Linked DNA regions of Mus musculus: region 2 is linked to region 1. A link is a loop called in an ENCODE intact Hi-C map of the cell type or tissue named here. Cell type or tissue: left cerebral cortex. All regions are shown on one strand. Links, peaks and the distances in the headings refer to the core of each region. The heading gives the core; the rest is flanking DNA. Region 1 overlaps Gm30886 (a long non-coding RNA gene). Region 2 holds the start of Gm30731 (predicted gene, 30731).

Region 1 (15,809 bases), core at 4,738-12,737:
CAAACTCTACTGTGTCTGAGGTAGTGATGGTCAGCACCATAATACAATAATAAGGAGCTAAGCTTTGTTTTGTGAATGGTCTCTCAAAACCCATGAGGCATTTCATGTCCTTGTCATTTTTGAAATATATGCATAACAAAATTAATCAATTGAATGATAGATGTCTTATTATACCTCTTCTCCCCCTTCTTCTTTTTGTCGCCCCTTCTCTTTTTCTTTATCAAGCAACCAAGGAGTTATCAGATGAAAGCCTTGATCTACCTAGGAATTCACATAGATATAAGAAAACAGGAATCTTTCTCATGGGAACGACACCCTTGCTGACATCTTTGGGACCCTACTGCTTTCTCTCTGTATCTAGTTCATGCTCAGTTTCAATCACTTCACATGCATGAAGTTTTAAAAGAGTCTTCAGCAAATGACAGGATGCTGGTATTGTTCATTCTACGGTACAGAAGTGCAGAGGTTCAGTTTTTGGCTATTCTTTATTTCTCAGCTTTTATAGAATGGATGCCACCAATGTCACCTTTCAGTAAAATAGTCATGGACAGCAGAAGGCCTGGAAATGCCAATTGTAATTAACTTTCTTTTCAAATATGTTTGACAGTTTCATGCTGAGAAGTGCTTCTTACCTTTTGAACTTTCAGATTGCTTGGCTGGGCAAAATGTGTATCATTTTCTTTTAAAATTGCCTTACAAAGAGCTATGTACTATGCTATTCCTGCACACGTCAGCCATTTATAAGAGATTTAGATTTTTAAGCAGATTATCCTTGTTCCAAGTGAGAGACCTTGCTTTTGTCTGAAGCACAGGCTATGATCAGGTGTACATCAGAGTCCCAGGACAAGGACATTCAGATATTCATAAATGTCAAAGAGGATGACCCTTCCTCATGGCCTATCATCCCAGCTGCTCTCCCAGGCAATATTCCACAAAACTGTGAGAGCCAGAATGGTGATTTTTTTTGACAACAGCAAAAGGTGGGAAAGAAATGCTCCTTGAGTTCAGCTTCCCACGGAATGGTTATTCATCATTTTTAAAATGACATCAAAAATCAATAAAAGTGGAAGAACTCTAAAAATGCGTTCCTTCCTAATTGAGAAACTTAACCCAACTTTTGCAGAAAGAACAATATACCTTACTGTGACCTACTTGAAAATGTAAAAAGTCACTTTCTGGTTGCTTGTCTCCGACTCTCATTTGGCCTTTCTACTGTAGTTTTTTTTGTTTGTTTGTTTGTTTGTTGTTTTCATAATAGGCATACTCATGATTTCTTTCTCTCTCTTTTTAAAACAGAAAAAAAGGACTAAATTCTTAGCAGCATTTTGATCGAGGAAAAAATTTTCATACTTCAATAGTGCATGTAATGGAATTGGTCAGATTTGAAGCATGGGAGCACATTTTATCTTGGATCTTTAATTTCTTACAGTTCAGGTGACAGGAATTTAACTAAAATTCAGGTTATGTGACCAGTAAGTGTACTTCTCAAATAATGTGGTATTCACCTTAATTTTGTAGTACATTTCTATAAAAAGGTAGTTGATACTCTTATTTAAACATTTATACATATTTATTTTTACCTTTATATGTATACGCGTTTACCCTCTTATATGTATATGCACTATATGCATGGCTGGTGACTTGGAGGTGAGCAGAGCATGTCACATACCCTATAATGAAGGTACCAATTTCCTCAAAACCAAAAGCTATAATTAGTTTGTAATATTATGGATTTCTTTGTGATTTTATAATCATAATAGCCTTTAGTCCAAAACAAAAGAAAAAAATATGGTTCAGCTTTCTGCAAAAACACTCCATGATATTCTGTCAACTCAGCTGCAAACATGAACTTTCAGAGTCAGGAATGGGGGTTTTCAGTAATATTTTCTATTAGTGTCCAAGAGAGTTTAACATTTGTTGCTTCCATGTAAGAAATCAAATCAAGGCAACGAGTTGCCCTAAAGAATCTGTCTGTCTGCATGTTCATTACCACGTTTTCAAAAATGTTCTGCATCTCTGGGAGTTTAAACTGAAAGTTTCTTCTGAAGACGTGTGAGGACTCAGTCTACAAAAGTCTACTCAAGTGCCACTCATAGAGAGCTAACTTTCCACAGACTGCCAACAAGTTAGGATCCCTGCCTTTTCAGGCCTACCATTTAATGCATGACTTTTGAGAACTAATAGAAAAAATATGAAACAAGAAAACCTTTCCATTTTTTTAACAGAGGGAAAGTAATGTGAATAAAACATCAAATATAATTAATTATATTTATATTCATGAGTATTAATAATTAAATATTGTGTTCCATTTTTGGTAGATGAACACAAAGGAGAGTCATCTAAGAAGAAACTTCAATTTAAAAGAATGTGTGTGGCAGGGAGATGGAAGGAGTGGACTGAAGGGAAACAGACAGCAGAGAGAAATATGTTTTAAAAAAAAAGTGTCCCCTGCCGGGTGGTGGTGACACACACCTTTAATCTCAGCACTCTGGAGGCAGAGGCAGGTGGATTTCTGAGTTCAAGGCCAGCCTGGTCTACAAAGTGAGTTCCAGGACACCCAGGGCTATTTACAGAGAAACCCTGTCTCGAAAAACAAACAACAACAACAAAAAAAGTCCCCATCATTCTGTCCTATAGATGATTCAAATAAAAGAACACAGCCCACCATGGACAGTGCCATCACTGGGCAGATGGTTGCAGGCTGTATAAGAAAACAAATTGAGCAAGAAGCAAGCCAGTAAGCAGCATCTTCCATGAATTCGGTTTCAGATCCTGCCTAGTTTTCTGCTTTAAATTTCTGCGTCATGTTCCATCCGTGAACTGCTCCCATGTATGCCAAATACATCTTTTATCACCTGTGATGGTTTGTATATCCTTGGACCAGGGAGTGGCACCATCTGGAGTTGTGGCCTTGCTGGAATAGGTGTGTCACTGTGGGTGTAGTCTTCCACTAGCAGCCTGTGGATGAAGACATAGAACTCTCAGCTCTGCCTGCGCCATGCCTACCTGGATACTGCCATTCTCCCACCTTGAAGATAATGGACTGAACCTCTGAACCTGTAAGCCAGCTCCAATTAAATGTTGTTTTTATAAGACTTGCCTTGGTCATGGTGTCTGTTCACAGCAGTAAAACCCTAACTAAAACAACACCCAAGTTACTTTTGTCGTGGTGGTCCATATTTAACTTCTGCTTTCAAGAGATTCTAAGCATAAATTGCTGAGTGATGGTTTCAGGCATGAGTGAGTGGGCTATCTCCAAAACTGGAAAGCTTCCTGTAAATTGAGATATTGCAAGAATTATACCTTTACCACTTGTCAGAAACTAATTTATCCAAAGGCCCATCTACTTTAGAAACCATCACAGCACAAAAGCGGGATGTATAGTAAGATGCATATTACAAAATCAAGGCAAGCCTAAGAGTTGGTTACAAGAGGAATGGAAAACAAGACAATGTTATAGTGCTGTTCTCATAAGTATAATTCATTCTATTCCCTAAAACCTAGGGAAAGAGAAACTAAATCAAATTCTCTTTTGAATCTACTTCCACAGTCCTTCCAGAACTTCCTTCCTTCTATTTTTTTCAGGTAGCAAAGTTATCAAACTGCTTCTAGCTATTCAAATCTCACATTCTGGTAAATCTCTTAGTCACATCTTCATCACCACACTGTTTACAGATTGGATTGTGGTCTATAGTCACAAATCTCACTAAATAAATATATCTTAACCTGGCTTAGCGTTATTTCAAATAATTCCTTAAAGTCACTATAGTTTAGTGCAGCGAAAAGTCTGTAATAGATACTTTGGAACACAACTCCAGTAGAAAGAAGAGAAAGCAAGTTAATTAAGATTTCCTGGGTTATGGAGAAGACATCCCAGAAATTATAAAACTAGCTGCCACATCTTTCCATAGGCAAAACCAGCACCATTCTGTTTCTCTTCTCTTCGTGAACTCATTATGGCCCCTAGGCAACCACTTTCACATTAGGTCTAGACGTACAAACAGTGAGATCTCATGGAATTAATCCATAAGCCTTAGATGTACACTATAGTGAGCACTTAAATGTATTGGTAGCCAGGTTTTATGAAATTAAAAGGTGTTTATACTAATATTCACAGACAGCATAATAAAATCCAACAGACCGTCCTAGAGACAGGAACTCAAGATCAAAGTGCTTGCTGTATCAATTCTGCTGAGGCCTCTCCCACCAGTCTGTGTATGGTTACCATCATGATGGTGGTCTTCATATGGTCTTTTGTCTATGCAAGATTCTTCAAGTCTTGCTTCGTAAAAAAGACACCAGCTGTATTGGTTAACACTCCACTTTAATGACCTCACTTAACTGTAATTTTTTTTCTTTAATAGCACCATCTCTAATCAAATTCTTGGATATGCCTTCTACGTATAAAGTTTACATAGGACAGAAGCAAGTCTAGGGTAGATAAACTTAATTTGAGCATTCTTTTATTTAACCCAATATTTGAAATGTAACTTTTTATAAGTAAACTTCAAAATCTAAGGTTCTATCTTTTCCACCACATTTTAATTTGAACTAATTATCTTTCAAATACTCAGTGTGTGATAGGGACCGCCATATAAGACAGTGCAGACTCAAAGCATCAGAGATATTATTCCCAGGTCTGATGCAGAGTATAAAATCAAAAGAAGCACACACATGATTTCATGATTCTGAAAATGTTTGACAAGGAAATGTGTGCTGCCTTTCATGCCTTTGTTCTAAGACTCCCTTCAGCTATGACCTCCAAACAGAAAGTCCCCTGACACACTTGACCTAAGGAAAAGTTTATAAAGACTCCAAATCCACTTTACCTACCAAAACAATTTGAGTTATACATATCTTGATGTGTAGAATACAATACTTCCAGGTGTGTTACAAATTAAACCCTCCTTTCTGAAATTAAAATGAATCTCATCACTATCTTCTGCCTTCACTGTTCTTGACATATCCTCCATTCTTTCAATTACCTATCCTTTGGAACTTAAATGAGATTTTCTCTGAATGTCTGACAATAAGAATCTCTCTCTCTCTCTCTCTCTCTCTCTCTCTCTCTCTGTGTGTGTGTGTGTGTGTGTGTCTCTCTCTCTCTCTCTCTCTCTCTCTCTCTCTCTCTCTCTCCCTCTCTCTTCTCCCTCCCTGTTGTCTACACTTTTTATAACAGAGGTATGGACCCACTACTCTCTTTTAATTAGTTATTGAATGCATACATACTTTATAATCCCTTTCCTGGATTAGAATTAGTAATTCCAGTCTGCACCCTTGAAGTAGATTGAATATGAATGTCCCCTACCCCAATAGACAGGGTTTCTCTGTATAGCCCTGGCTGTCTTGGAACTCACTTTGTAGACCAAGCTGGCCTTGAACTCAGAAATCTGCCTGCCTCTGCCTCCCGAGTGCTGGGATTAAAGGCGTGCGTCACCACACCCTGCTTAATATTTCATTTCAAATTAGATGAAGGATTAAGATATATGACCTTATTAGAAGAAGTTTGAAACATGTGTCAGAGGCCTTGATGTTTCAAAAGCCCACACCAGACCTTCTCTATTCTTCTGCCTTCTGCTTATGGATTAGATATAAACTCTTAGCAATTGCTCTACCTCCATGCCTGCCCACCTGACTGCCTGCCTGCCTGCCTTCTGCTATGCTCCGCACCATAAGGCTTATGGACTAACTCTAAAACAGTAATAAAGCCCCCAATCAAATCCTTCCTTTTATAAAGTACCTAGGTCAAGGTGCCTCTTTATAGTGACAGAAAAGTAACTAAGACAAACTTCTCTGCCATCTTTAAGCTATATTGTACTCCATGTACTCCTCCATGTAGTCCAGTTTACCTTAGTAAATAACCATTGTTATTTGTAGAAATCGATTAAATCACTTTATTTGAAACTTTCTCTCACATAATCCTCATTGCCTGAAATTATCTTTTTTTTTTGTTACCCTCTCAGCTTCAGCACAGATGTATCCTTCAAGAAACTTTTCAGAATCATTACAACAAGACATTATTTTATTTCTAAATATCTAGATTTCTTTTGCATCACCATTTTATGCTTTATACTTGTAAATCAATGAAGGAAGAGCTGGAGTACCTAATGCCAGATCTGGGAATGCAGAGCCATCAGCAACTATTGTTATTTAGTGATATCTGTGAGCCTTCTATTATGTGCTAGATACTGCTCTAGGCTCTGAGAAAATTATGATAAACAGTACAAATGTTTCTACTCTCAAACAGCTTACATTCTGCTCAGGCAGACAGTTACCATTCAAAATATATCAGGAAAAAAACATGGCAAAGGGTTCTCAGTTTTCCGACAATAATGATAATGTGATAGAAAGTAACTTTATTTCTGATATGCAGAAAAGAGAGGATGATGTTAAATGGGAGATAGACTGAAGGATGATATTGAAGATATGTTGCAGGAGACAAATTTGAGGGGAAAAGTGTAGTAGGCAGAAGGAAGAGTTTTCACAAAGACTATAAAGGCTTGAGGGATAACTCAGGAGGTAGAGAAGAAGGACAGGTGACCTGAGTTCAGAACCTAGATCCTACCAGGTGGCAGGAGAGAACTTACACTGTACAGTTATCCCCTGCCCTTCAAAAGCAAAGAACAACATACACATGGTTATATATGCTTGTCCCCCCTCTCTCTTCTCTCTCTCTTTTTCTCTCTCTGTCTCTCTCTTTCTCTCTCTTTTTCTCTCTCTGTCTCTCTCTGTCTCTCTTTCTCTCTCTGTCTCTCTCTTGCCCTCCCTTCATCTTTATCTTCCTCTTCTTCGATCCCTCTCTCCCTCTTTCTACCCCTCTCTCTTTCAAATAAATAAATGGAAAAATGGGTAAAGAAATAATATTTTCAAGTCCAAAAAACAGAACTTGCTTGACACATTTAATAGACAAACAAATTAATATCAGAGACATAGAGATTGCTGAGAATAGAGTAGATTATAATGATCCAAGAATAGAATTCGGGGTACTAAATGAAAAGTTTTTGTATTAACAGGCAAAAGTTGATTGAGTCTTATAAAAGATGCTCAAAGAAACATGAGCAATTGCAAAATAAAGTTGGAGTTAGTGACAAGACTTTCTGATAAATTGGGAATGTGGAGTGTTATAGTACAATCATTTGTGAATGGTAATTTAATAGAAGCAAATATGCACAAAGTCATGATAGGGATAAACTCATTCAGGTATCTGTGTTGGGGTCAGTCATGGACTTGAAACCTCATTGTGATTCCCATTCATTGTCCTCAGACTGTCTGTAATTTTTCACACAAAACATATTCTTTTTTAGGATTTATTTGTTTATTTTATGTATATGAGCACAATTAGAGCTGTCTTCAGACACACCAGCTGACCTAATAACGCCTGAAACTGTTATGTTCCATGTGTAGTATTCTGCAACTACTGTACTAAACATGTTGAACAGGATCTTCACTGCTATTTCTACTCTTCTGCAGTGTTCTATGGGACAGCTATTTGTAACACCAATTTATAGATAAGGATGTCCTCTGATGAGATTTTAGCTTTCCTATGCCATAGCTGAACGTTACAACACTGAAATCTAATCATGGATAAACCATTGCTTAACTTTGTTGTCAAAAGCACACTGCATGCCTTGTCTTTCAACTTCAAGTTTATTTACAAATAAGTTCAATCATTTTAACACTAATAATTTGAATTTTAAATTATAATTCTCTACCAAATATCTCAAATTTTTCTTAAATTTGAATTCACCTGAATTCAATAGTTAATTATATGTATTTAAACTATATAGTCAATAAAAATACTTGTTCTACAGATCTATGTAATGAGCACTCATCACTTTATTTAGTGGTGCCCAATAATATATGTGAAATGCATTCCTTGGCCTCACCTCAACAGTGGCCTTTAAGTAAAAAGATGAGAATGGGGAATAAGTTCTTAAGTACCATGCAAATACAGAAAGAAAAAAATCCTTCTTACACACAGAAGCTACATTGAAAGTAAAAGTAACTACACACAATTGATTTTTAAGCAAACACTGTGGCTGTTAACCACCTTTACCTATTTTTGAATGTGAATCTGCTTTAAAATAAATGTAATTTATTTTATGACCTCATTTCATGAAAGTTGGAAACCCTAGTAATTAAGATGGAGGAAACCTATCATTGTATCTTGATTACAATGATCAGCAATGTAAGGAAAGGCTAAGTGGGCAGGAAGCTTTCCCCATTTACTGCTGTAGAATTCAACTCTGCTTATGAGAAAAACAAGACTAAATTCCTATTGCTTGCAACTGTGGCAAAGCTGTCTATGCCCTCTTGTTTTTCAAAATGAGATTTTTTTTTAAAAAAATGAGGTCGTTGGTCTTGATGGGAATCAAATCATTGAGACAATTGCTTAGAGTGGGCTTTGAACAGCATCTTGGGAAACAGTGTCCCTAAGTCCTTGTGGATAAAAAGCTGCTCTATTTCCAAATGCCAGGTGTGAAAGAGATTGGCAACCTCTCTTTCAGAAGTATAGCCTTGCCCTTGTTATTAGGACAGGCTTTGGAAGGAAATAAGAGGCATGTCTTGGCTTCTGGGGTGGTGAAAACTTTGTCAGATGTGTTCATTAGTATCTTTTTATTTTTTTCCCCGTTAGACTTAATCTGTATGCTCAAGTGTCCTGACTCCCTTTTGTGGCCCATAGCCAGGAAAGCGGAGTGTCTGGAGGAACACTGTATTTGGATGCTGGTACGACTTGCAGAGCTTGATTGCTCTGTGGAGTGACTGCAGTTTTGACTGGTGTGAATTTCCTCATCAAAGAGGAATTCTGATGCTTTACATGGCAATTTGAATAATTAATCTTCTGAGCTTTTTGAAATTGCGTTTTTCCTTGTTGCCGCTGTTAATAAATGCCACAGGACCATCAATCCACATTTGGTCCCAGCGAAAATAACAACTCACTTGAAAGTAGTGATACAAAACTAAGTCCACCCATGCTTCCTAAGGAATGATGGGTAAGACACTGCCACCTTTTGGTTATTGACAAGAGTGAGGTTGGAGGAGGTGTGCTGGGGTAGAAACTAAATCTGTTGTTTAAGCTGTAAATTGACCAGGTTTTTAAGACCTTATAAGTAAGTGCAGAAAATAACATTTAAGAATGTCCAAGATCATCTGCTTTTACTCACACAGCTCTCTACAGAAGAGAGAGAGCATACAGAAACGAGTGCTTTGTTCCTTTAGCTTCTTCGAGGACTGCGTTGCTGAAACCAGACTGTAGAAGGGTGTTATAATAAAACAGTTGACGACATGTTGACTGTGGAAGGGAACAAGTGGAGTCAGTTTGCTATAAACAGTCACATCACCGAGGCTGTGGTGCACTCTTGTGTCTTGGAAATACTTGAGAGCACCTCACACTATGAGGCTTTGAAATCCTGTTTCCCAGGATAATGAATTACGTAGCATTTGTACCCCAGCCTCTTCTGAGCACTCAGCTCAAAATGTTTGCCTCGGTGGCAGTGAATGTAAGGTGATCTCATTCAGGCAGGGGAGGTGGAGTGCTCATTAGCAGACACAGTATAATTCCCCAGTAGCTTAATGTCAATCTATGATTAAAATTCAACCCCAGTACCAGCTCTTGGTTAAAAACGAAGGAGCTGCAATTTCATCACATAGATCGAAAAGAAAAATCCCAAATTCAACCTGAGTTGAGTCAAGGTCTTGCTGCTGGAAGGCAGAAAGTACTAAAATCCTTAGCTGTGAGAATTGTGCTCTCATTGGTGTCTTGGAGTTGTGGAGACTGTTCATTCACCTTTAGTGGATAGTTGTAAGGGGCCAATAGTTCCTAACTGTAGTCTCCACAAGCAGTCGTTCTCTCGTCCAATGCCCTCTACTTGGTAGTAATACTTTCATTATTAATTTCATGCCTTCTTCATTTCTTAAGGAACTTAGGTGAGCTCTAAAATAGCTTATTCTTTGTGCCCCTCCCGATTCAGGCTAGGGTTGTAGGGATATCAGTCTGGCTCCAAGGATTCAACATAGAGGTCTAGCTCTGTATGTGATTGGATTACCGATGCATATTTTCTACCTAATGCATAACATTATCACTTTTTCTATTTCATATGGACAAACTGCTTGGATACAATTATGTGTGGATACTAAGCTTGGAGAGATGTTTCAACAGTTAAAAGCACTTGCCACTCATGCTGAGAAACTGAGTTGATTTAACCCACATGGCAGCTCACAACTACCTGTAAGTGCAGTTTCAGGAGATCTATTGCCTTTTCTGTCATGGCTACCAAGTGCACACATGTTGCACATGCATCCATACAATTACACATAGAATTAGTAAATGCTTCTAACGGGGCAGACCTCTTTAAGTCAGCAAAAGCTGTCTTAGGGGTACCATAAGCATCAGTTTATATCTCTCCAAAAATAAAGGTTTCACGTCTATATGAAGCATCTATTATATGATATAAAAAAGGAAATATTTTATTTTGAACCATAGGTTCCTGTAATGTATATGTATGTTTGTATACTTGTATGCATGCATGCATGTATGTACATAAATTTAAGTGTATGTATGCATGTATGTTTGTGTTTGTTGCATTGTCAAGTAAATTGTGTGTGTGTGTGTGTGTGTGTGTAGTGTGTGTGTGTAGTGGTGCTTTAATCTAATAGTGTGAGAGCTGCAGTTGTCAACTTTAAACGAACATAGTTTGAGCAGCTTTAACAAAATGTTGTCTTTAATATAGACATTTTTCTTTGGTGATATTAGTAACAAGTATTTGTTCCTTTGCTCCTTAAAGTACTGTCTTGTAAAAAAAAAATGTAATTGCCAGCAGCGAATTTTATAAGTATTTCAAACTTATTTTTGAGCCTTTTACTTAAATGATGAACTAAAAAGGTAGCAAAAAGTCCCACTGCCCCCTACCCACCCCTCAAAATAAAAGGTTTCCAGATAGATGTTCTCGAATAAGAGCAAATCACCATGAGAAAGTATCTTGCCAAGGTGAGCTCATTTCAGGGCTGACTCCTGTCTCCCTCTTCTCTATTTAATCCCATGCATCTGTTCACTCATTTGCTCCCCCCACTCCCTGACTATGATATGGCTCCTTTAGGTTGCTTGGCAACCATTATAATGCTGCTGCACATGCGTGCTACATAATAAATCCTATCTAGCTTTATTTTTCTCCTTCTTTAAAAGAAGGAATTACAAAATGAGATATTTCCTCCACCCTTTTCTAGTGGCCAAGAGACATTTGTGGGAATTTCAAAAGCACATAAAATGCCTGCAAGTATGCTGATAAGTAATTAAAATTCTTGACAAAGTGTAACTGGCCATTGCCTAGTGTGTATTCTTTCAGTTATTATTTGCAATGGCCTTCTCTTTTAAATATGTGCACCTTAATGTACATATGTCGATATATGTTTGTGTAGGACTATAAAAAGAAAAGAAGATAAAGTGCCAGCTGCTATGTCTCTAACAAAGAAAATGAAGGGAATTTCTTGAAATAATCTTGTTTGATATTTTCTTTAACAGTGGGTGCAGTAGTTTTGAGAGAGGACCTGGACTAAATCCATCTACCCTTTTCTGTAAGAAATCAGACAAAGCTTATGGCCTTCCCTTCCCCTCCTTGGCAAATCCTCGAGTCCTGCTGCTTTCGTTTGTTTTTGATCTGCCTCATTAAAAGACTATTGATGGCTTTAACCATTGTCCTTGTTTGGGTGCTGATTTACAAGCACTAATATCTGACTGTGCGAGATTAATGGGAGTCCAGGCAGTTTACGATTATCCTGAGGTCCCTGACCACACATGTAGGGGTTTGGGTAGGGGTCATGCACTCCTATGAAAAACTCCAAAGCAGGCTTAAACCTGGGAACGTTTTAATAGGATTGAATCTGTAATAGGATTTGGCAGCTTGGCTGAAACTGGATGGTGTGGTTTGTTTGGGGTTTCTTTCTTTTCTCTCTTTATAAGTGTATCTATTATCATACAGTCATTATTATCATGGAATAAAAAGGTAATATTTTATTCTAAGGTCCAAAAATTATGGTCGTTGTTTAAAGGATTATTTAAAGGAAAAAAAACACTATTCAGTGTGTATGTGTGTGTGTGTATACATACATATATATATACATATATACTGTTAAGAAATGTTATTTCTATTATGTAGTAAATGAGAAGGTAAACCATAAAAAATATCTGTTCTGAATGTTGTGTATTTCTTAGCTAAGACTGCTTTTAAAAATCTAAAAGGCACTTGCAGTATAGAGCCATTTAAATTTCTTCTTGCAGGTAGGTAAAACGCTGGCCTCTCTGGCACCTTCTTCTGTTAAACAGCTTTGGACCCTGAAGCTGAAGTCTCTCCTCTTCAAACAAGCGTGTTCCTGGAGTCACATAAGCACTCAGGTGCATTCAATTTTTGAATACTACTGCAAATGAGTATTATTTAAAGTAAGACACCACAGTTTTGATAAATCCCAAATGGAACCATATCAGTATTCTAATTCTATTTAAAGTCCAACACACAGGACAACAAGCTTTACTAACGCTTTTAGATCTCAGTCCACTTGATTTAATGTCTGAATTCTATAACAACAAAGGTACAATCATTCAAACTTCTGTACTCAAGTCATTGAATATTAAAGGACACTATCCTGTAAATATGCCTTCATTAATTTTTCCAGGCAAGAAATACAAAGACAAGCTACAGAGTGCTGGCCTAAAGGGTCACACAAGTGCCCTTTTACAGGACCTAACCTGTAAATCTCAAAGCACAGAAGGAATTACAGTGGCTGTAAGACCTCATAAAAAAGTAATGAGAAAATAAATTACAGATTTTGTTTTGGTGACTTTAAAAGTCTAGTTATAGGTCAACTTTTAGGAAACCTGAACTTTTAAAGTCTAGAGTATATTTATAACATCAAGGACAGCCACTTGCACACACAAATGTTCAATGCAACAGATAAGTGCACTGTGTTATTTGCTGCCCCTGTCTCTGAAAGTTGCAGGCACTTTTTGGACAGAACTCTACAGATGAAATGAACACATTATTTCAAAGAGCATTGTTGCACAGAGACATTTTATTCTTTGCTTTTCTTTCCAGACATTATGTTTATGAATCCATCTTTTGTAGAGTAATGCCAAAGATCTCTCTGCACACAGATTCGAGGATTTTATATCATTCTTTCTAAGTATACAATGCCTACTTCCATACATACTCTAAAAATTAAGCTCGTAGTTTGTGTGTGCAGCTATCTTGAAACTATATAGATGGTAGTATAGTATCCCTTCCATGAATAAAGCAATCCATAGAGCTGCCTTTAGGTTCATAAAGGGTAGACATCATAAGAGTTACACAAGTGTTGCCGGTAAGCTTCTCAAACACAGCATCCTGACTACTAGATAGGGCTGAAAGGATATGGTACCCCTGAGGACAAAGCCACAAGAGAGCTGACAGCCACTATAAATTGAACTTAATAATGGAGCTTCATTGGAGCTTGGAGCTTCATTCCCAGTGCCCTCCAAAACATACATAGTTCTAGTAAAGCTATGATCTCTAGTGTTGCTATCTAGTAACTAATTCTGACTACACTTCCCCTTGTTCATGTTTTAGGTAAGAAGAAACAACTATTTCTTAATCCAATCACCTAGCTTTTTTCCAATCACCTAGTTTTGTTTTATTTTTGTGGATCAAAAACTAATTCTAGTAAGACTGCATGTGGATGCAAAAATAAAACAAAATAAAAACAAACAAAAATAATAATGCCAACAGGAATTGCCATCCTGACTATTCTTCCTTAGAGAGGAAGACAAGTGGTTTGGCAAGGAACAGATCAATGGCATTTGAGAATTTTATCTGAGTTGAACTCAGAACTGTTTTAAATGTAACTTTGAAATGTCCACAACTGAATCACAAAAATGATCCTTAGATGCTAATGTCTGAATGAGCTGTTTCTCTAATATTTGTAAACGCTTTCAAGGAAAACTCAGCATCAAATATTTAATTGCCTACAGATTCATTGATTACTTTCGATGGCCTGAGATCCTACATATAACTTTACATACAAAGGAACAAAAAATTCTTTACTAAAGCACCTGTTTCTTTGATTGTCAGAACAACAATTAAAGCAAAATGATACTCTGGAAGATTTTTTTCAAAGCATTTGTCATTTGGAAGGCAGATGTGATGCAGAGATGGCACATGCTACGCTGTACACACAAACACAGAAGGAGAAGGGAAGAAAAGATTTCATTTGTTCAATTATAACAGTGGCAAAGCTAACATTACAACTGGGTAATCATCTTATTTGCAAAGCCTCTGAAAAGTTAAACTAAATCTCCATGAAGCTACTTAATTTTCTATATTTTTTCTATAACATTTCTTCTTGACAGTTAACATGCCAAACACTACAATTTTCAATTGATTTTTTTTTCAAAGAAAGCCAAACATATCTATTTAGGGAGATAGTGTTTTGTTTTATTTGGTTTGGTTTATTTTGTTAGATAAAGATATATCATTATATTTTACTGTATAATTTTTGAATACAAATTATACTCAGAACTGTGATCAGAATTATTTCTGTTTATGTTTAATTACAGTGTTCATGATGGCATGAGACAAACGTAAACACTCATCAGCATGTATGGAAACTACTGAAGGCTCCCTGGGTCTGCTGCCTAGTCTTCTGATCACAGTAGAGAATGAGCCTTAGCAAAAACAGAAGCTATCTCTGTGTGTTGGTGGCCGTTCAAGATGTTATAACACTGTTAATGTACATGCTCAGTCTTCTCATAAGACAATTTACAGGGCTACTAGAGACAATGACTAAGTGATTATCTCATTGAAAATGTTCATTTTTAAACCTTATTCTTTGCCTCTTTTTGACACATCAAAGTAAAATGGTCAATGGGGAGAAGAGTGTGAATAATGGCAGATCAAACCCTTCAGGATCTCCCACAAACTAGGAAGTTCTGTTCAGATGCGCTGGCAAGGCCTTTTCTGTCCCATATATTTGTGAAGTGCTTGACTAAGATAGTTCCTTGAGGGCTTGTCTAGACCCTTTCCAGCACCCCTTTTACTAAAGTCCCTTTTCTGAATTCACTTGGTACAGCGACACAGCAAGAGTGACACACTGTTTTAGAACTTGCCAGAGCTCCACTAATGCCAGGAATAGGTAGGAATATGACAGTGTCTAGAAAGGGGCCTCGGGTGAGGAACTGCGTACTTAGATATCAGTAGTACTTTGTGCTATTTTCCAGTGTTTACTTAGAGTATTGCTTAGAACAACCCAGTTGTTTAAGGGAGCCCCAACTGAGTTACCCATGCTCTCATTGCTCTGCTTCAATGTAAACTAAACAACTGAAAAAAGCTGAAGGGAAACCTTATCATAGATGTCACCATCATGCAGACACTGGCAGGAGCTGATGGAAGTCATGGTCCTGATAGTTGTTTTCCTGTACCATTTAGGATGATGACTTCATGCCTTAAAAAAAATAACTGCATTGAGTTCTGCTACTAGGAATAATAATGGCCACTTGCAAAACCCTCTGAACCCTGAAAACCAGAAGCTCAGAGAAAATCACAGAGAAAACCAAAACAGTATGATATACAAAACAAACAAACAAAATAATTCACAGTTCTGAGTTCAAAAGTGAGGGGTATCTGAGTGTAGGGTTATCTTATCCATCCTATGTCTTGTATAACTGACTCAGCTACAGCACAGCACAAAGAGGCATAAAGTAACCCTCATGACTTGTCATAACCAAGCTGTCTTCTGCCAAAGAATTAACCAAAATAAATCCTGTTGGAGGCAATAATCTAATGTAT
Region 2 (15,392 bases), core at 3,495-11,494, 480 kb after region 1:
TCTTATATCTTGCTGTCTTTGTCTGTTCCTCTAATTTGAACCTCCCTCTCCTGCCCAGTTTTACCCCTACAGTTGGAGCTGGCCCTCTGTGGTGACCTCTCTTCTGTTTCCCTCTTGTTTTCTACTAAGCAACAATTGTGATTATTTAAATGGATGTCCTGTGCTTATACTGCCCTCAGTAGTCCCCGTTTCTCTGAAGCCAAATCAAAACAAGCTTTAAATGAGCCAAATATCTACCAAAGAGCTAAGGGGATAAAGGGTTTATTTTGGCTCATGGGCTCAGAGAAGTTTCAGTCCATCATAGTGCAGAAAGCATGGGACATGAGCACCTCGGTCTGTAGCAGAGCAGAGAACCCAGGCTGTGGCTATCCCCAGTGCGGACCAGGAAGCAAGGAAAACAGGCTAGAACCTGAAGCATATAAAAGGGAAAAGGCCAGCCCCTAGTGACTTAGTTCCCCAACCATGCATGCCTCACTAAAAATCCCAGGACTTCCCAAAATAGAATCACCAACTTGGAAGCAAGTGCTCAAAACATGGGTCTATGGAGGCTCATTCAGATTGCTAAGACTGTTTCTGTTGTTTTTATTGGTGTGTGCTTTTGGTGATCAAGCCTACAGCCTCCATGAGCCTTCAAGGCAAGAGTGCTACCCCTGAACTTTGTTTCCAGACCATAACATTTAAATTTCTGTTTCTACTGCCTGGATAACCTCATATCTACTCCCTCTTTTGATCTCCAGTAAGCTCTATTGTGAACATAGAATGTATAAATAGCAAAGTACATTTGTATTCCTGACCTTGTGTGCGGAAAAGCCCAGTTAGGGTAGCTAAAGATAAAGGCCTTTTGCTACTTGCTTCTAATAGCTGTGAGTCACATCTGTTGTGCAGAATGATTTCTGGGTTTTACTTTCTCGAACTAACTTTTCTCTTACTCCTTCTCCTCTACAACACGTTCTTCACAGGGTAACTACAGTATGTCTAGCTTCCAACCACTCCATCCTTCCTCCTTATGAGGAAGAAATCTTCTTTCACTTGACACTAGGGTACCCCATGCAATGCTAGAGACCTCAAAAGTCTCCCTCCGACTCTCCACCCTGGATTCTGAGGGAAGCTTGCCAAGGACAAAGCTGAGAAAAAAAATGTGTTCTTAAACAAAACAATTAATTTACATTGGGGGCCCTTTTTTTCAGGAGTTCATGATGTGTAGGATGCGTTAGATTCTGTTTGCTGTGATCAAACACTATGATGAAGACTACTTCTAAAAGGATGTATATCACTGAGGACTTGCTTACAGTTTTAGAGTGTTAGTCCATGATCATCATGGTGAGGAGCATGTCCCCAGACAAGCAAGCATGGTGCTGGACAGAGACCTGAGAGCTTATATTATCTTCTAGGATGCTGGGGATGGAGACAGAGAGTGAGAGAGGAGACCAGGACCTAGCATCGGGCATTTGAAACCTCAAAATCCACCCACCCCCGTGATTCATCTCCTCCAACAAGGTCACATCTCCTAATCCCTCCTGTGAATTCACCAACTGAGAGACTAAGTACATGATTGTGTGAGCCTATGGGGGCCATTTCCATTCATACCAACCACCACATGGGGCAATAGGACTTTCTTATTGTTAGGACAGTTGGGTCAGAGTGCAGTGTCATTCATTGTAGTCTTTCTGATACAGAGTGACATGTTTGATACTATAATAATACTATATGTTATAATAATATAATGTTATGTTATACTATATATAATGAAATATAATAATAAATACAGTAATATTCAATGCTATGAAAATGTTAATTGTCTTGACTATTATATGCTGGACCTAAATAGTAAAATGTAATCTTATACACCATAAATAATTACAACAGCCTAGTTTTATACATAACTTTAATATAAGACAAGATACACATCATACATTTGACCTTATACCCTAGACTGTGTCCAAACTTCACAAAATGCTTCCTCAAAATGCCAAAAGTAGGGTGCCTCACACTCAGTGATACCTGTTAAGTAAGACTGAGTTTGGTCCAGTTTTTCTGATATATAAAGGCCAGGCTTGTGGTACATACCTGTAACGTCAACCCTCCACGAGTTGGGGTGAAGACTTCAAGGAAATTTCAGACTAGAAAATGAGATTTGCCTAAAACACAAAAGAATGCAAGAAGGCAAGGAATAAAGAAGAAAAGAGAGAGGGAGAGAGGGCCATAAGAGGGAGGGAAGGAGGGAGAGAGGGAGGGAAAGAGGGAGGGAAGGAGGGAGGGAGGGAGGGAAGGAGGGAGAGAGGGAGGGAAAGAGGGAGGGAGGGAAGGAGGGAGGGAGGAAAGGAGGGAGGGAGGGAGGGAAGGAGGGAGAGAGGGAGGGAAAGAGGGAGGGAGGGAGGGAGGGAGGGAGGGAGGGAGGGAAGGAAAGGAATAGTATAATTTTTATAGCTCACAAAGAAGCCTGTTTACATGTATAAACTCATGGATGAAATAACTAAATATAATTACATATTGAATTACTGATTCTTGGTTATATAAAATGAGATCTTGAGCTTCTTACAACCATTTCCTACAACCAGGTTCATAGAATTTCACAGATACCAATAAAACTGCTATAAGACATTTCAAGGAGCCCTTACTGATATGGTTACTTCAGATTGTTCTGACACTTTTAAACTTGAGACATTCTCAATCAGTCACATTAGAACAAATATTTCACTGGCATCTTTAAATTTTTATTCTCATTAAATACTTGCAGTGGCGAGGGCTTTCGTTTTTTTTAATTCATTTTAAAAGTTGCACCTCTCCTGGAATCTCTCCTTGTCACTAGATTTCTGTTTCAGTCTATCACAAATAGTAAAATTCTTGTTGACTTCTTTTTCTATCAGGTCAAACTCCCTCATTTTAGCCAGAACTGTAACGGAGACAATGTACCCAGGATTTTGGTTAAGAGTCTTCACTCAGCAAAGTCCAAATGGATCCTGCTGCGGCAGGTCTGCTTCTGTCCTTTTCTCTTCCAATTTAAACACGCCCTGCACAGCCTCACTGATGTATAAAACATCAGTACAAAATGTTGATAAGTTATTTTGCTTTTTGCCTATGTATACTGTTTTATATGATGAGCTGGGATGTTTTTCCACAGGCAAAAGTTTTCCTAAAATAAAACTATAAAAAAATAAAGTAGAATAATTTAAATATAAAATTTGCATTTGGATTTTTGCTGCTTCCTGCAGAAGAGGATGCTGTGAACTCTCTGGAGAGGATGTTTTTAAAAATATCTGAAGATGATCACATGACAGGTGCTATACATGTCAACATTGTATCATTGTGGGTCAGATGATCAGAGAGCATCTACCCCTGACTCCAGAGTTGATTCACTATTTTCATTTTTTTAGGTTAAAAATAAACCATAGAGTTTAACTGTGACAAAAGGATATTATGAGATATATAGGAATCAGAATGTAAAATTGCCATATATCAGGTATCTGTCCCAGAAAATATTTTGAGAATACAAATGTGAATATTTTTATTGTTTAATTCTTCACTTGAAATAGTTACAATTTCATACAAGAAATATTTCCACGTTAGAATGTACAGCCCTTATGAATTTTCTTATAAAATAATGAAAATAATTATTTTATAATTTTCTAGTCCCAGTTTTTGCCTTATCCTTTTATTGGAAGGCACAGTGTGATGGTTTAGGTAAATCTAAGTTTATGCGTTGGCACTATTACCCACCAACCTGTAGTTCTACAAGCAGAATAGCCAGTTCCCCTTATGAAAACTGAAACTGACACCTGTCAACACTGGCTAGGGTTTGAGCTCCTGACTCCACTGAGCCAAAAGGGCAGAGAAAGGGCTCACCCTGTTACCTTTCCTAAGGCTGAGACAAAATAAAGCAACGTAAGGATGAAAACGTTTGTTTTGTTTCAGTTTGCATCATGGTAGTGGTAGGCGAGGTGCAGTGGCTGAGGTAGAGCAACTCAGAGTGGATCTTCAGGGAGCAAAGAGAGATGAAGGCTAGCACTCAGCTAGCTTTCGTTTTATGCAGTCTAATGCCCCCACCTAGGAAATCAGCACCACTTTCATTCCTGTTGCTGTGAAAAATATTCTTGCAAAAAGCAAGACAGGGAAGAAAGGGCTTGTGTGACTTACCACTCCAGGTAACTGGCCATTACTGCCAAAAAGGCAAGGGAAGAACTTAAAACACCACAGTAGAGAGCAGAAAGATGATCCAGCCATGGGCCCTGTTACTTGCTGCTTGCTGCATATGCCCCACAAGTTTTCTTCACCCTTGAATGGTTTAGAGCCCAGCCATACTCAGATGTGCCCTGTATGCTCAAAGTGGGTCTTTACACCTCAATTAACAGTAAAGGCAATTCCCCACATACACCCCACCCCCAGTCCAACAGTACAGTTATTTTTCTCCAAATTGCTTTCTCTCTAGCATTCTAATTTGTATTTCCTTAATTGCTAACAATAAGGGACATCTTTTGTGCTATTTATTGGCCATTTTTATTTCTTCTGTTGAGAACTCTTTGTTCTCTAAAGATCTCTAGCCCATGTTTTTAGTTGGGTCATTTTTCTTGACTTTTTGTATATTTTCTTGTATATTTTGGATATTAATCCTCTGTCAAATAAATTCTATTCTGTAGCTTTTGTCTTCACTCCATTTATTATTTTTTTAACTGTTCAGAAGCTTTCTAGTTTTATGAGGTCCCATTTGTCAATTTCTTTTTACCTTAGTTCACACAACAGGGCATCCAGATGAAGTTTGTACCTCAATATAATATAAACAAAACTGTTTTCACTTTAGCTTCTTTCTCTGGGTATCATTATAAGGCTAATCCTCATTTCGCTTGATTGATCTGTTAAAGCCAATGGCCTTCCCTAGAACAATCACAGCAGGACTCAACAAGTTCATTGGCAAGTCCTGGGCCTTCTCCCTAGACTAGGGTCATTTCCATTAAAAATAATACTTGGAAGAATTAGAACAACTTCTCAACAAAATGTTTCCAGTGATGCACAATTATCAATAACAAATTCAATGGCACAAATTTTGCAATAGAAGTGTCATATCTTAGTAGCTCACAGAGGTAGAGAGCTGGTCTTAAAAGAGAGGACAAAGAAGGTGACTCATGGCCATGTGGTTATATTTTAAGAAAGCTGCAAACTCCTTCTGCCTAAAATATCTTTTCCATCTGCCAACTACAGTCTGAAGCTCCAACTGCACTACAGAGATTGTTGTTTGGTCCTTAATGTGAACCTTTAAAACTTTGGAAAAATAGGCAAATGCCATTTAGCAAATCTCAGCTTTTGATGTCTTTATATTGATTACCTTATCAGACTGGGAATCAGAGAGGGAAAAAAGAGAGTGAGCTGTCATTCATAGGAATATGTTTAACTGCTTGAAAATGTCACAAAAGAAGGACCTAGAATCTATGTGTCCAGTGTAATAGACAAAAATAAGGAGAAAGTGGCAGGTGGTGGAACAGTTCAGACACAGCCATTCTGCTTCTCTTGGTAATGACACCTCCCATACCACCACCTTAGTCCATCTTAGAGGGGATGTTCTGTGAGAAGAGACTCAAGAGTTCCCAGCAAGACAAGTTCCTCATTGGAGACATTGCTGTAGAGTGGCGTGTGTCCTGATCTATAGGATGAGAGGGGATATTGATTAATGCTCACCAGGAAGAATATCAGTCTCTAAGAACTCACTGGAAGGATTTCCATCTTCTACTATCAATAATTAAGCAACTGGGTCTATGGGGCACTTGTTGATCTTCTCTGATGACAGAGAAGGGACATTGTCTAATGCAGCAAGAGCAATAGAACAAGATCCCTTGACCAGCTTTCCCGTGGTGTGGGCCCAGGAATTGATCTTTCTCTGTACTATCTTTCTCTATAATATCTTTCTGTATACTAACCTAGTTTTGAACTCATTAGAACTAAGATCTCTATCTTGTCAGGCATTGTTTTCTTAAGTGGGAATTATAACAACATACAGCAATTAAAAAAAAAATCTTCCTCAAAGTTTTAACAAACAGATGACCAAGGAAAGGGTAGAAAGAAAAGAGGGAAAGGAAGAAACTCATTTAAGCTAAAAACTGTTTACATGCGGGGAAAGGTAAAGTTATGTAGGTAAAAGCGGTTTTTAAATTTTAAATATTTTATTGCTGTTAGCCTTTGATAACAGTATCATTATATATTCCTGAATATTTTTAAAAATAGGGGCCTTGGTAAAATGTCGATTTGATTTTGCTAAGATTTGTCCTTATATTTAGAATTAACGGCGTGGGAGGGGGGGAAATCATCTCTGTGGCCCAGTTAGATGCTAACTGCACATGGGGGAAGAATGAATATACTCTAAAAGTCTCTACAGCCTGAATTAAGTTTAATGTTCAAATGATAGAAAACCAAGCCGAATAAAAATGGAAACTATTGAGTTTTTGTTAACATTTTTCCCCCCAAAAGAATGAGCTACTGCTGTTTTTCAACGTGTCCTAAAGACTCGGTTAGCTGCTGCTCTGGATGGTTTTCCTTCGGTGATAAAAGGTTTTCTGGGCGGTTTGAGTTAAAGCTCTTATGTAAATAGAGAGGCTTACATAATGCTCTTTAAACTACAACTTTGAAAGAGGCCTGCAGCAAGCGTACAAAGTCTGTCTCTGCTGCAAATGGCCCCAGCCAAAGTCACCCAAAACTCGTTTAAGAAAACAAGAAGGGTAAACAGAGTGTAAGCGTGTTTCAGTTCGTTTGAGCTCCCAGTGTAGACAAAGAGCAAGTAAGAGGTGTTTCTCCAGACTAGCGCACGGCTTTCCGAGTGGTCTTTTGAGGAACGCTCCTGAGTGTCATTCATTTTGCATTTCCTTGTAAATTCTAAAGGGCAGACGCACCTAGCGCCCAGACTCCTCCCAGTGACTTCTTACAGTGCGTCCTCTCCCGGAAGATGCTGAACTAGTATTGAATGCAATTTCTGGAGTGGCACGGGCACGCTCTAGGGCGCCACAGCGGAGGCGTCCTCTGGCCGAGCAGAGCATCTCTCAGACCGCCTGCTCCGGGAGAGGGGAACCGAGGCAACCAGGGAAGCCGCAGCTTACGCCGGTGAGCAGAGGAGCTGGAAAGTTCGAACCCGGCAGCTGTGGCAGTGAGAGTCTGCGGGGTTTGGGGAAGAGGCATCTTTCCACCAAAGACTTCTTAGGAGAGATTTTGAGAATACACAAGGATCCAAGGCGGTCGGTTTTCTATAGAACCGGGTGCTCGCAAAAGCACTTAGTGACGCGACTCTCAGCGCGCGAGGCTGAGCCCTAGGTCGCCAACGCCAGGGTAGTTCTCCCAGGCCCCGCCCTAGCGCTTGCTGCGAGGAATTCGAGCCGAATTTACAGTCTTTACCCCCTACCCCCCCCCCCCACACCCCCTTCAATCCCATCTCCTGGCGCTGCCGCCACCTGGGAAGCTAACTTTCAGGCCCATTGCCTTCCTGGAAAGGTACTCCACCCGGGACAGGGCGTTCCGCCAGCCACTACGAAGTCCTAGCGTGCTCTGAGCAGTCTGTGGGGAGGCAGTGACCGCCACTGGCCCCTATCCTCTTCCAAGTCCTATTGGACTCTCGGGACAGTTCCACCCGGTGGGGTCTGGGGCGGGTGGCCAATCTCCTCCCCCACTGTTCACTTTCTCCTCTCGCCCCTTCCCCCATTCACTGGGACGCGTAGAAACGCTCTCACTTGCATGCCCTTTAGCCCTAGACGCCTGAAGGTAGCTGAATGGAAACACTGACACGTGAAAACTCTATTCTGAGTGACTTAGAATTGGTCGCCTTGAGGTTTTAATCTTGCCCCTCTGGTCCCGCCCAGCCTTAAGAGCAGCTGTCCTGACGCAGCCTCTGCGGTTCTTGAGGAAGGTGAGGGCGTTGGGAGGCGCACTGGGACTTGAGCGACCCGGACCATACACTGTATCTAGGAGAAAACTCCACAACCTAAAGGAATTTAACTCCTTGTGTATTGTTTCCAAACCAGATTCGCACGACAGCTTTCTTCTGAGCCCTGAGACCGTCAAGTCCCGATTTAGAAACTAAGAGAATGAACTGGCCACCACCAACCATCTGCTGGAGGTGGGAGGTGCCCTACCCCCTTTCTGGCCTTTTTTCTGCTCCCTCCCTATGTGCAACTGGTTTTCGCCTGCTGGAGACGTGCCCTCCCCCATCCCAACCCTACCCGAGGGCAGTCACGGAGGCCGAGGCCGAGGCTAGGTCAAGCAGAGGCTGATGTGCCCTGGACAGCCATGAGTGCTGTGGTCAGCATAGGTGGTATTTGGAAATATCAGCGCACCACCGATCTCTTCTAAGAGTCTTTAGAAGAACCTGATCTCCATTGTTTGGCTTTTAGTTGTCCCTCCCTTTCCCCTTGAGGACCACTAGGTGCTCTCTCATCTACAAGTTGAACCATAAGCTAAGTGATTTCTAGTCTTAAAGAAAGGGCCACGATGTTTGTTGGCTGGACGTTCTGTTTTGCTGACCTGAGAGACTAGCTGATAATACACTCTAGTCCTTGGCTACCACAAAAGGTCCTCTAGAGCTCCAGGTCCACCTGGGGACCACCTGCCAAACTCCCTGCCCTCCAGCGACCATCAGCAATGCAAAGTCAGAATGAGTTTAACTCTCTTTCTTGTGACCTCCTGTCTTGGTTCTCTCCCAGTGAATGTCTGAAAGGAAACATGACCACAGTTAAGGAAACCCCTGTGCACTTGCCTCTGTCTCCCTGAAACCTGGAAATGAAAATAGAACTCGTTTGATGTATGAGGAGATGTTATCTAATTAGGATGTAAGAAATTTAATCTTTCTAGCATGCAGGTCATATAATTAATGTTAATTTAACGCTCAAATTCTCAGTCATTAATTTTTATTCTCTTAAATGCAGTTTGGCAGGGGCCTCTGATCCAGGGCAATGGATTTTACTGGATGTGAGAGCACTCTTGGTATTAGGAGCGACTCACTGCAAACCTTCCTATCCCAATAACAAGATCACATCATGTATGCATTATTAAGCTACATAATTGAACAGTCTATAGTTTGCATATCAGACTATTAAAATAATGTGTTTTGCTTTTCTCTGAACACGTATTGTTCAAGCCTCTGCGAATATGTGGTGATTCTGATAATTATCACCAAATTACAGCAAATGTTCTCTTCATTAACATGATTTCTTTCAAGCCTTTTTAAAATGTGAATATCATTATGAATTAAGGGACTTCTTCCAAAGTTATACAAACTTTTATTTTAAGGAACTTGTCATTAGGAGAGAAAGGATGCATTTTAAAGAGTGGAACTAGAGTGATACATTTATTTGACTTTAAAATGGTTTCCTCCGGTCAAGTAAAAGTTTTCCTTTTAGCTTTCAGTTGAAGCTTCTAGGATAGAGACAAAGAGGAGAAGGGGAGACTGAAGGGAGGAGAAAGAAAATGTCAAACTTAGACGTTACTGTACAGTGAGAAGGCTGTTAAAGTCCCCAATTCTCTGCAGAAAGCTAACGTCACCAAGGAAAATCCTGACTGCTTACCTGCCCTATCATTAACGGTGGCTCTTGCTTTAAAAAGTATAAGCTCAGAATTTTCCGAAGCTAACAGTTTATTACTAACTAAACACTGTTATCCCAGTCCTGAGCTGTACTGTTGGAGAAACGATACACACGGGAATAAAACCAAAAAGACTTCATTGCAGCCTCCCCTCACAATATCTTCAAAGCTGAATAGCAGGGCTTGTTTCGTTGTTGATTTTTTTTTCCCTAACTACTGCAAAATAAAAGTCTTTTTTTAATGTGAAAGTTTTACATGGCCATCGACTTTACTTTTGAGCGAACTTTCCCTTTGAGAGATCCTGAAACTCTTATAAGGGGGCACTGTGGCCCAGGTGTTGCTGCTGCTTCACCTGTAGGTTTTGTAGGCTGTAGGTTTTGGAGCTCTCTAGTCCTTTTCTGAGTCGCCTGCGGAGCCATTTGTTGCTGTCAGTTCTGGTGGGGAGGGGGCTTCAGCCACAGGGAAAGTATTAGGAGTTTGAGAGAGTTTAGGATTTTCTTTCTTTTTTTTCTTTCTTTCTTTTTTTTCCAAACAAAATAAGACTGGAAAAGAGTAGGGGTGGACATTCTCTCAGAACCCGCAGTAATCGTCCTGCTCCTTGCTAATGGACACCGCCCCCCTCACCCCCCCCCCCCCAGCTCGGTGCTGGGGTCCCCGGGGCCCCTCTTCTGGAGGCTGCAGTCGGTTCTCTGGTAAAAAGTGCCAAGCCTTCGGCGGCACTTTTATTTTGGCTGAGAAGAGGGAGCCCTGCTCCCAGGACCAGGGGAGCTAACTGAGCCCTTCTGTTTGGATTTCCCTGCTCGCTATAGCAACCAGCAGCGTCAGGACAAAAATGCGCCCTCCCTGGACAATGGCCCGGCCTCCCGCTTCTCGCCCTTGTCTTCCTTCCCGGAAAGCAGCCAGGACCTGACTCGGCGATCGCTAGCCAGGGACCCGACCCCCTCCCCTTCTACGCCTTCCGTAGCAGTCCTTCTGGAGGTCGGGACTCCACTCCCGGACCGCTGCAGCCCCTTTCCCCACACCCCTGCTGATCTCGGGTGCAGGAGGAGGCCAGGACTGTGGGACCCCGGCCGAGAACCCGAGATCCCGCAGCAAACTTCTCAGCCAGATTGGGGGAATAAGGTGATGGTGAGCCTGTGGAACAGAAACACCAAGTTTGTTTGTTTGTTTGTTTTTTCAGGATTAAAAATTAATTGGGGTTATCCATGAAGTAGACTTCACCTGTATGGCAGGGAGCGCGCACGCGCGAACGCTCACGTAAATACAATCATCCTACGTCGGATCCTAGGCAGGAACCCCCACTTTCTTTCACTCCTCCAAGGTTAATTAAGTTCCCTTCCAAGAACTAAACTCCACGCCTATTCATTATTCCCTCCTTTTGACCTAGGGCATTAAAATAATCGGGCCTGTGACTCTGCCCAGTCCTCTCTCTATTTTGCATGCAATGCTGAAGCCAGGGCTGCCCTAGATTGCCACCGAAATTTTTCAGAAAAAGCAAAGAAGTCTCAGTATTCCCTCTACTTAAGTTTTCCTTTCCCCAGATCTTTACCAGGCAATTTACAGACCAAGGAACTGCATTCTGAAAATTCTTGCTTAGGAATAATTCCATCCTTAACTTCTTAAATATATATTCAGAGGTTCATAGGATGACTGAATTGAAAGTCGGGGACATAGGACTAGGTCGTGGGAAGCATTTGCTGCCACTGTGGTTACTGCTCTCAGGAAAACATCTCTCTCAGACACCACCCCTCTCCTGCTGGCTGAGGTCCCCAGTAGCAAGGACACAATTGCTAAGTGTACTTGTACAATTTGGAAGGGATTTGCATTCATGCTTTGTGCTGCCGGAATAAGAGAACAGAAGTCTAACTTCAACTGCAAACAGCCTGTTTCTTTCAGGGACAAAGAACCAAAACGAGCCCTTGGCTTCGCTGAAGAACTGATAACTCTTCTGTTGTGTGAGCAGGTGCGCTGCTGACCTGGCTTGCCTTCCTCTAATCAGACTGATGCACACTGCTACCTACCCAAACTTCATCTCAGAACACTTCCAAAGGCGTTAGAGCCTAGAAGGTCCCTTGAATTTACCAAAGTGTTGCCATTCCCTCTGGTGGCCATCCATCCACCTGCCTTAGGGTAAATTAGAGAAAAAACACACACCTTTAGGTTTCATTGTTAGAAATTTATTTAACCTTTGGTACTTTGACAATGAAATTTCAAGGAAGTGAACTAAAAGGCACAGAGCCCTTCATGTTCTGTTCCTGAGATTTCAGCTCCTCCACACAGGGTCTGTCTAGCTTGTCCCTGAAATGCATCCTTTATATTTACACCTTCTTCTGGCCTCATATTCAACACTCAAAACTTAGCAGGCTTTCTTTGGTAGTTTACTCCAAGTAATCCCAGAAACAGCTTACACTGCCTGGGTTATGTGGTGTTAGAAGTCTTCAAACCTGTTTATAAAATGTTCACTTTGTGAGTACAAGGAGTGGGTCATTTTAATGAGGAGATCCATAGCTTGAAGAAGGGAAAAGAAATTAATGAATGCAAACAGTTCCAAATCCAAACAATGTCAAATCCTACTGAACGGTACATTTTCAATGGACTACTTGGTAGGTAGTTAAAAATAAACAGAATTGTGTGCATACAAGCAACCAACAAACTAACTTGCCACGTATATGAGTTAAGGAGCTTCACCTTTCAGAAAGTTTGTGCTTCTTCACCTTTGCTTTTGCTTTGTTCTGTTTTTCCATTGATGTGGGGACAGACAAACATTCAGCAATTTGCAAAATGTATTTATACATGGAACATAAAATTCTAAGTGGCAGATCTTTATTCAAGAGACAATGCATAGCTATTTAATTACAATTAATTTTTTCAGGTAAATTTTATTTTGTATCTCCTAAGAACATACAACTTGGAAATGCATTTTCTAGGCTCCTTATAAATGGATTCCCCAAGGCCTCAGTTCTTGAAGCTTAAAGGCAGTTTTCATTAAAGCAACCAGCTGCCTCTTTGTGTGGAGTGGTCCTTAAAGCTGTAGCTCTGAGGTCGGAGCCTCAGTTTTGACATTCTGTAGACTCTGGGCAAAGACGTTCCATTCAGATGTGGGGAGAAGAGGTCTCCATCAAGCAGCTGCTGGCACTAGAAGAGCAGAAAGAAAGGAGAGGGGGAGGAGGAGGAGGAGGAGGAGGAGGAGGAGGAGGAGGAGGAGGAGGAGGAGGAGGAGGGTAATCCCACCCAAGGTGGATGTACCTTTTTTTTAAAGCAATGATCGCCTTTACATAATTTTAAGCCAGTTGTCACTTTTACTCTTCCAATGACCATCTAAGAAAATCCCTTTTGTTTTCTGTTGTTACCTGATTTCTACTTTACTGAGATTGCATAACGAAGCAAAATGTAAATCTATCAAATGAATGTCATCTCTCCTGTTTCAGTGTCTTCAGTTCAGTGTACAAAAATGGTTAGGTACACCTTCGGTCAATTTCTAGCATAAAGAAATACATAAACAACATTTTATGTATTTATGAAGTGAAAGTGTTTGCTAGTTAACAAGCAGAGTTTAAGTTCCAGAGCTTGGACTGCTCTACTAAGGGGATAATTTGGGGATTCTTGAATCAAGAGGCTGCCGCTTTTCAAAGCCCCGCACAGCAGTTTCTCAGTGTGTGTGTGTGTGTGTGTGTGTGTGTGTGTGTGTGTGTGTGTGTGTGTGGTTTTTAGCATTGTTGTGTCTGGTTGTTTTCCCTCTACCTAGTGCATTCTAATCTCAGGAAGCCCACACCACTTCATACCAGCGCAACCACAGTACCGCTGAATAACGCCCTTCCAGAAGATCTGAGAGAACCTGAGGTGCAGCCTAAGACAAGACCTCTCCATTGTAGTGCAGCAACTCCTGCCTTAGGGTCTCTGGGGTTTGGGCAGTCCTCGCCCCCGGCAGAGAGGCCAGCACCAAGTGCTTTCTCAGCCATTGTCCTAGCAAGTGCACTGGAGGAGCTGTGCCAGAGTGAGGCAGATATCACCGCTTCTTGTCAGTTCAAAGCCTGTTAAGGTTGTTTGAAATCCTCTCCACGTCATCGTAAGCAGCCTCGGTCTTTGAACAGCTGCTTTGAACAGTGAAAAAGAACAAGCTGAATCAAAAGCCAAAGGAGTCTACCCAAGACACCTTCAACGCACCATTTCAGACAGAGACTGGCAAGCAAACAGGCGGTCTCTTCCCTGACTTGGTCAGTAAGAAGAACCGTGTCAATGACCGTGAGACCAGAGAGAGTCCTCCCACCCTCCCCCCTTCCCCAATTTGGAGTTAAAACCTTAGAGAGCCAAGGTTTCTGGAGTCCCTGAGCTGCTAGATCTGCTACAAGCGGAGGAGGCGCGCGGGGCGTGGGGAGGTGGGGGGGGGGGACTCCCAGATGCTCCGAACCCCGCTTTCGAGCCAACCAGGCCCCCAGCGACAGGCGGAGGCAGTCTGGGCTCATGGAGGGGTGGAGAGGGGCGGTGCTCCAAGTGGAGCTGCGCTCCTCGTCCGACCCTCCCCTCCACTGGCCCTGCACGGTGTGTGTGTGTGTGTGTGTGTGTGTGTGTGTGTGTGCGCGCGCGCGCATGCGAGCGTGTGTGAAAACGGAGGCTGAGGCTCCTTGGCGGGACACCATTTAGTATACTCCCGAGTACAACCCCCCCACACACACACACAGCTAGACCAGTTGGGGAGCCACTTCGAGCTAGTCCATTCGCACGCCTGCGGATGAGGCGGGGATGGGGGGGGGGAGTGCAGTTCTGGGACAACAAAATAGGGAGGATCTGCTGGCATTAACAGTCAGTGGAGTCCCATCACAGTAAGTTCTGATGTTCACGTGATGCCTCCTCGCTGCCACCACCGTCAGGCGCAGACACTTAGCGTCCTATGCCTAGGGTACCCCTGGGGGAGGGAGTTCTTAACCTAGGTAGCCACACATCCATCGGAAAGAAATCTGGAAACTTAATTATTCCCTTGAGAGTATCACCCTACAGGCTTCGAAGAATCTTCTAAAAGCAACAGAAGAAGAAGAAGGAGGAGGAGGAGGAGGAGGAGGAGGAAGGAAGGAAGGAAGGAAGGAAGGAAGGAAGGAAGAAAGAAAGAAAGAAAGAAAGAAAGAAAGAAAGAAAGAAAGAAAGAAAACCCCCACAAAAACAAACAAAAACCAATGTGAAATTAAATAGGAACAGAAGGTCACCTCTCTTTACTGGCGGAGAAAGGAGATGTCCTCCGCACACTGCCTTAAGTCCTTTCAAGCAGCTGAATTCTTCCGCAGGTTGGAGATTTGAACTCCTGGGGAAGCAAGAAAGCCAAGCCCGGAGGGCTGGGAAGGAAGACAGTTGGGGAGAGGCGTGGACATTTCACAACCCGGCAGTATATCCTACTGGGCACGTAGGTTACACCTCCAGAAGACCAGAGGAAGTTGCTTCTCCCGCCGCCCCCGGTCGAGGGCGCAAACCAAAAATCACCCTCAGCAGACGCCGAGTCTGCGCACTGAGAAGGGTGGAACTTTTCAATGTTTCCTGGCCCCGCAAAGTTACTAAATTTCTAACAGCCCCGAAAGGCGCAGCCTAAGTGGCTGTGCGTTCCCTATGGGACTCTCAGCCCTGAGGAGCGGAGCTGAGCAGGTGAGCGCGAGCAGGTGGAGCTCGGTCCTGCTGGCTCCAGTGGGCGCGCCCCTCCCCTGACCGTTGCTGTCCCCTCCATACACTTTCATAAACACAGAACACGTGGAGATTCGCAGTCAAGGCTCTTTGCGGGGGCCAGTGCTCAGCCGCGGTGATTTATAAACAATTCAGCCACTCCCGGAAGAGCACCACATCTCGTTAGTCGTGATGAATTTTTC

The links. Hi-C counts contacts between places; a loop is a spot of excess contacts. Peaks named below come from ENCODE experiments on the same cell type or tissue, not always from the same donor. Only the 100,000 strongest peaks of a DNase experiment are listed, where the experiment ranks them.
Region 2: a loop joins it to region 1, with 3 times the contacts of the local background. A loop is called at or near these places in 3 of 42 quality-filtered maps.

The regions. Positions count from the first base shown.
Region 1 is chr4:22,966,628-22,982,436 of GRCm38, reverse strand. It overlaps Gm30886 (a long non-coding RNA gene), which reads right to left. Exons shown (of 3, transcript XR_390437.1): 3 at 2,928-2,958. Among named protein-coding and RNA genes, the nearest start is that of Gm30886, 36 kb to the right of the region's middle. In left cerebral cortex, for the core only: a CTCF peak has its summit at 9,015 (motif pointing left); DNase peaks (open chromatin) are centred at 8,746, 9,048, 9,243 and 11,109.
Region 2 is chr4:22,490,136-22,505,527 of GRCm38, reverse strand. It overlaps Gm30731 (predicted gene, 30731), which reads right to left and starts at 14,980. Exons shown (of 3, transcript NR_131335.1): 1 at 14,745-14,980; 2 at 13,329-13,637; 3 at 12,402-12,681. In left cerebral cortex, for the core only: CTCF peaks have their summits at 5,196, 6,917 and 8,388; DNase peaks (open chromatin) are centred at 5,162, 6,729, 6,982 and 10,381; H3K4me3 peaks cover 2,853 bases; H3K27ac peaks cover 6,861 bases.